2 separate regions of the Homo sapiens genome follow, and region 1 is linked to region 2. A link is an interaction called in ENCODE POLR2A ChIA-PET data of the cell type or tissue named here. Cell type or tissue: HepG2. All regions are shown on one strand. Links, peaks and the distances in the headings refer to the core of each region. The heading gives the core; the rest is flanking DNA. Region 1 holds the start of CTC-338M12.4 (a long non-coding RNA gene). Region 2 has its middle 3.4 kb from the start of TRL-AAG2-1.

What was found. Peaks named below come from ENCODE experiments on the same cell type or tissue, not always from the same donor. Only the 100,000 strongest peaks of a DNase experiment are listed, where the experiment ranks them.
Region 1: POLR2A ChIA-PET joins it to region 2 with 12 read pairs; 25 of 35 experiments call an interaction of 5 or more read pairs at or near these places.

Annotation. Positions count from the first base shown.
Region 1 is chr5:181,245,042-181,248,049 of GRCh38, reverse strand. CTC-338M12.4 (a long non-coding RNA gene) reads right to left here and starts at 1,509. Exons shown (of 3, transcript NR_109909.1): 1 at 1,168-1,509; 2 at 664-934. RefSeq lists enhancers at 1-718, 719-1,645, 2,377-2,426, 1,646-2,574 and silencers at 977-1,076, 1,307-1,386, 1,487-1,566. In HepG2, for the core only: no CTCF peak of the experiment used is centred there; DNase peaks (open chromatin) are centred at 1,009 and 1,569; H3K4me3 peaks cover 2,500 bases.
Region 2 is chr5:181,182,897-181,185,611 of GRCh38, reverse strand. No RefSeq gene overlaps it. Among named protein-coding and RNA genes, the nearest start is that of TRL-AAG2-1, 3.4 kb to the left of the region's middle. RefSeq lists an enhancer at 700-1,200 and silencers at 767-1,434, 1,388-1,597. In HepG2, for the core only: a CTCF peak has its summit at 1,348 (motif pointing right); a DNase peak (open chromatin) is centred at 1,291; H3K4me3 peaks cover 1,259 bases.

The DNA of each region.
Region 1 (3,008 bases), core at 315-2,814, 62 kb before region 2:
TTTTGCAGGGAGACAGTAAGGATTTTGCTCATCATCTTAAAGTACGTAAAGTACGTGGGAAAGCCTCCTGCACAGAGTTTTAGCTGGCAGTCAGCAGGCCCTCTGGTCCTGGCCACGCACCTTTCCCTCAGCCTCGCCTCAGCATTCAAGGGAAAACCTGCCACCGCGCAAGCCCTCCAGGGTCTGGAATGCTGGCAGGAGGGGATGGATGCCTCTGCTCCTGGAGAAAAGGGCTCTGGCAGGGAAGCCTGAGGGGCTGGTTCCAACTGTACAGGTCCTGTGGACTCCTCAGAAAAGGAATGGTGAGATGGATTTTCATAGGAGAGCCTCTCCAATTTCTCCTTGGGACTTTTTTTTTTTTTTTTTTGAGACGGAGTCTCTCTCTGTCGCCCAGGCTGGAGTGCAGTGGCGCCATCTCGGCTCACTGCAAGCTCCGCCTCCCGGGTTCACGCCATTCTCCTGCCTCAGCCTCCCGAGTAGCTGGGACTACAGGCGCCCGCCACCACGCCCTAATTTTTTGTATTTTTAGTAGAGACGGGGTTTCACCGTGTTAGCCAGGATGGTCTCGATCTCCTGACCTCGTGATCCGCCCGCCTCGGCCTCCCAAAGTGCTGGGATTACAGGCGTGAGCCACCGTGCCCGGCCTCTCCTTGGGACTCTTACCTTGTATGGAATGGAAGTGGTGCCTCTGGGGTCCCAGACACGGGAGAGAGGAAGCAGCCCAGGGGCTGGGAGAAGTGGTGAGACCCAGAAGAACGGTGGACCCAGTCAGGAAGGGTCCTGCCAGCAGGGCGTGGGCCAGCCTCGGGGTCTTCCCCAAAAGGCAGGTAGGGGCCTCCAGCAAGCTTCCCACCTCCGTGAGGCTGGAGAAGAGGCCCCCTGGATGAGAAGGAAGAGGCCGGCAGGTCCGGCGGGCGCAGGCACAGGTAGACTTCTGGTGGGAAAAGCGTGACTCAGCCTCCTCCAGCGGCTGCAGGACGTCCCCCCGCTAGAAAGGGCCGGGCTCCCTTTGCTGACCCAGAGTCAACCCAGCGATTCCTCCCGGGGAGGCGGGGGGCCCCGGCCCCGGCCCAGAGCGCATGCCTATGCCGGGAGCTGGGCGAGGACAGGGCACAGCCACAGCTGGGTGCCCAACGGGAAAGGCGGCCGTTCCCCCTCAAGCTGCACCTGAAGGGGTCCCCAGGGTCGAGGCCACTTCTCCTTCGGCTCAGGGTTGACCTTCAGTGACCACTGTGGCCTGCGGGCATCCCCTGGGAGGGACGGAGGGGGATGGAGGAAAACTCCAAAGGGAAAGGCCGAATCCTGCAGGGTCTGGTCGTCGGAAAGCCAACCATACAGTCAGCCCTCCCTCTCCTCGGGCTGCCGTCGCCATCCGGGTCCACACGGGCTCTAAGACAAAACCCCAATTGCCCCCAAGGCCCCATAGGAGGGGCGCTGCCAGAATCGCCTATTTTTAGTGAAAGAGAACCGGGCCGGGAGACGGCGGCAGGGGGCCGGAGCATTCCCGAGGTCTCGGTCTGGGTGTCGCGAGGCAGGGAAAGAGGGCGGCCCCGGAGCGGAGCGGGAAAGGGGGCGGGGCAGGGTGGGGCCGGACGTGGCAACCTCCCGCTTCCGGGACAGTGACCCGCGGCGCGGCAAGGCCTTTCCCTTGGGCGTGGGTGGGGACCTGGACTCCCTGTGGAACGTTTAAGAAAAAGAGAACCGAATGAGGTTTCGCGAAAGGAAAAAAAATGTAACTGTGATCTAGTGCTGTTGACGGCCGCGAATGGAGAAACCCCGTGTTCTCGAGGACAAATTGGAACTCCTCGGCGTTTTAGGTCCTCAACCCGGGAACCCCTCGCACCGCGAATCTCAGTCCACAGCGGGAGGCGGGTGTGGTCGTTCACCTATTTGTGCCCGAGGGCTCAGGGAGGCGCTGGCATGACCCGAGTGGGGGGCAGCAAGCTGGTTAGCGGGAGGGTGAAGGCAGCGGTCTTCCACGACCACCACAATCACCTGGGTAGGGATTGAGTCCCGTATTGGAAAAGCGAAAGAACAGTCAGCTGGGGGTGCCAAGGAGGCAGGTGATGTATACAAACCTGGAGCCTTAGGATGGTCCACAGGCTGCGGAGGACCACAGCCAGGACAACGTCCCGGAAAGCCCAAGGGAGACTGCGGCGGAAGGCAGGGGAACCTGCAGAGGACCAGGAGAGCAAGCTGTTTCAGGGAGGGATCCTGGCCTTCCCTGCACACCTGGGCGTCTACAGCCTCCGGCAGCTCTGCCACCCTCCCTCGCCTGTCTTCTGCCTTTACGCAGGCTTTCTAGCAGACATTGCCAAGGTTCTTCTCCAGGCCTTCAAGGCCCTAGGTTAACTGCACCCTCCATTTCCCTGCTCTGTCCTCAGCCCCTCCACACTCCAGCTCAGTACGTTGGCACTAACTCTTCCCTCCGATTGAAATATTTTTCCCCCATTTGACTTCCCTCCACAGGAACATTATTCTCCCATATACCCGCAGGGCTCTCTCCGTGTCTCTGTTCCAATGTTCTCCCCTCTTCGCATACCGTAGGAAGTAAACTGCAAATAAAACAAACCAGGGTCCCCCCTCTGTCTTGTTCACAGCTGTGTCCCCAAGACCTAAAATAAGGCCTGGCACCCAAGAGGTGCTAAGTTTCACAACATTTACTCTGCCTTGTTCAGGGCGCTTTACATTTGCTTCTTCACTTTCCACACCACCATGTAATGTAGATACTAATATTATTTCCAATCTCATTTCACAGATGAGAAACGAAAGTTGATAGATGTCACAAATAGAAAAGTATATACTTAGGTATAATGCCCCCTTTATTTTGCATAGATGTTGGTGGCTGCTATCATCCTGATCTGTGCCCCTGTTTAAAACTACTTGAATAGACATGGTGCCAACACTGTCTCTTATAGTCAGAGATGGGTGAGAATGGGAGCCATTACTTATTTAAATTCCTGCGGTCGAGCGGAAGGCAGAAGGACAGTTAGGTATCCGTGTTCCAC
Region 2 (2,715 bases), core at 216-2,715:
AACATGTGCTCACTGTGGAATAATTAGACACACCTAAGAAGAAAAAGTAGAGTAAATGAGCTTAAAGAACATAAAAAGCGTCCTCAACCATGCCACACATATTGCTATTATTTTGTTTTAGAGCTTTTAAGACTATTTTCATGGATACTTTAACTTATTTGTCTTATATTTATATATATATATTTTTGAGGCAGGGGTTGGGGGTGGTTTACGCAGTTTAGCCCAACCTGGGCTCAACCTCCTGTGCTCGATCCATCCTCCCGCCTCAGCCTCCTGAGTAGCTGGGATTACAGGCGTGTGCCACCCTACTCAGCTCGACAAGCTATGTTATTTACTTATTTACATTTACATATTTATTTATTTTTCAAACGGGGTCTTGCTCTGTCACCCAGGTTGGACTGTAGTGGCACAAACACAGCTCACTGCAGTCTCGACCTCCTGGGCTCCAGCGATTCTCCCACCTCAGGCTCCGGAGCAGCTAGAACCACGGGTGCGTACCACCACGCCTGGCTAATTTTGGTATTTTTTGTAGAGACGAGTTTCGCCATATTGCCCAGGTTGATCTCGAGCTCCTCTTGCCTAGGCCTCACAAACTGCTGGGATTGCAGGAGTGAGCCACCGCGCCTGGCCGAGCTCTTTTTTTGTTGTTTTTTGGTTTTTTTGTTTTGTTTTGTTTTGTTTTTGTTTTTGTTTTTGAGACGGAGTCTCGCTCTGTTGATCAGGCTGGAGTGCAGTGGTGCGATCTCAGCTCACTGCAAGCTCCGCCTCCCGGGTTCACGCCATTCTCCTGCCTCAGCCTCCCGAGTAGCTGGGACTAGAGGCGCCCGCCACCACGCCCGGCTCATTTTTTTGTGTTTTTAGTAGAGACGGGGTTTCACCGTGTTAGCCAGGATCGTCTCGATCTTCTGGCGTCATGATCCACCCGCCTCAGCCTCCCAAAGTGCTGGGATTACAGGCGTGAGCCACCGCGCCCGGCCCCGAGCTATGTTTTAATAAGAATACTTTGCATTGTGTTTTGTAACTTGCCTTTTAAAAAGTACTTAACTTCGCTGGAAAGATTCCATAGTAAAAAGAAAAAGAAAAAAATACTCAACAAAGGTACTGTGATGCCACTCATTCCTACATTTTATTTTTCGCCTTTATGAAATTGTAAACAAAGAGCCACAGGCCGCGCTGGGGTAGGGGAGGGGTCGCCCTTCAAAACGCCACCAGGGGACCCCATGGCCGTGTTTTTTGTTAACCGTTCACAGCTCCCTCTAGGAACCTTCAGATGCTCTATGATGAGTGCAGTTTTCCGCGACTCTTTCAAATTCTTGGGTCGCCGCCGCACACGTGACCGCTCGGGGGCGCTCAGGACTCCACCGCGGCGCGGCTCTGGTCCTGGCGGGGGCGCGATGCAGGCTCGGCGCTGTGCAGATCGCGCCGCCCAGGGTCCCTCGCCCCGGGATCTCGGCGCGCAGGTCTTGCAGCGCCAGACGCAGCGGAGCCCGGGCCCAGGGCTGCAGGAGGAGAGGGGACCTGGGCCCGCCGGAACTCCCTGTATACCACAACCAGACCGCAGCAGGATTGGTATCAGCGGGAAGAAGAAAACAGCCCACAACACCATTTTCATTGTTCCAGTGTTTGGAAGAACTCTAGATATCTAAGCAGCCACTGTTGTTGAACATTTAGACTCAGATTTTTTTTTTCCCCCCATTGCAAGATTATCCTTGTGGCTCAATCTCTGTATAACATCATAATGATTATATAGAGAAATAAATATCTAGTGTAGTTAATGGGCCAAAATTCTATATATTTTTTTCTTTTTTTGAGATGGAGTCTCGCTCTGTCGCCAGGCTGGAGTGCAATGGCGTGATCTCCGCTCACTGCAAGCTCCGCCTCCCAGGTTCAAGCGATTCTCCTGCCTCAGCCTCCCGAGGAGCTGGGACTACAGGCGCCCGCCACCGCGCCTGTGGTGTGTTTTTACGCCTGGTGTTTTTCACGCCTGGCTAATTTTTGTATTTTTAGTAGAGACGGGGTTTCACCGTGTTGGTCAGGCTGGTCTCGATCTCCTGACCTCGTGATCCGCCCGCCTCGGCCTCCCAAAGTGCTGGGATTACAGGCGTGAGCCCCCGCGCCCGGCCGGGATTATCGTGTTCTTGCGGCTGAGTGGTGCTCTGCTGCGCATCCACCTCGGTGCCTCCGCCCACTCCTGCACCGACGGCCGCTGCCTTTGCTCGCAGATCTGGGCTATTGTGAACAGCGCTGCGGTAAACGTGGCGGCACAGACATCTCTCGGGCAAACCGAGGATGCGATACGGATACTTCCTCCGTCATTTCCACTCCCCTTTCTCCAGGCCCTGAAGCTCCGTCTCCACGCCCGAACTCGTGGCCTCCCATTCCCCAGGCAGCTTCTCCCGAATGTCCCCTCTCAGAAACCGGTGCCAGCGCGTCCCCGCTGTGCCACCCCCAAGCCCACTGCCAACCCCGCACAGTTCCGCGTCCGCCGTCTCCTCTCCCTGCGGTCGCTGCCACACCCTCTCGTCCGGTCTCCCATGCCCCCTTATGCTACCGCGTCGGGCATGAAAACTTCCTTTTCTTTCTTTTCTTCTTTTTGTTCAAGACGTTTCCCTCTGTCACCTAGGCCGGAGCGCAGTGCTGCGATCACGGCTCACTGCAGCCTCCACCTCCTAGGCTCAAATGAGTCTCTTACCTCAGCCTCCCAAGTAGCTGGGA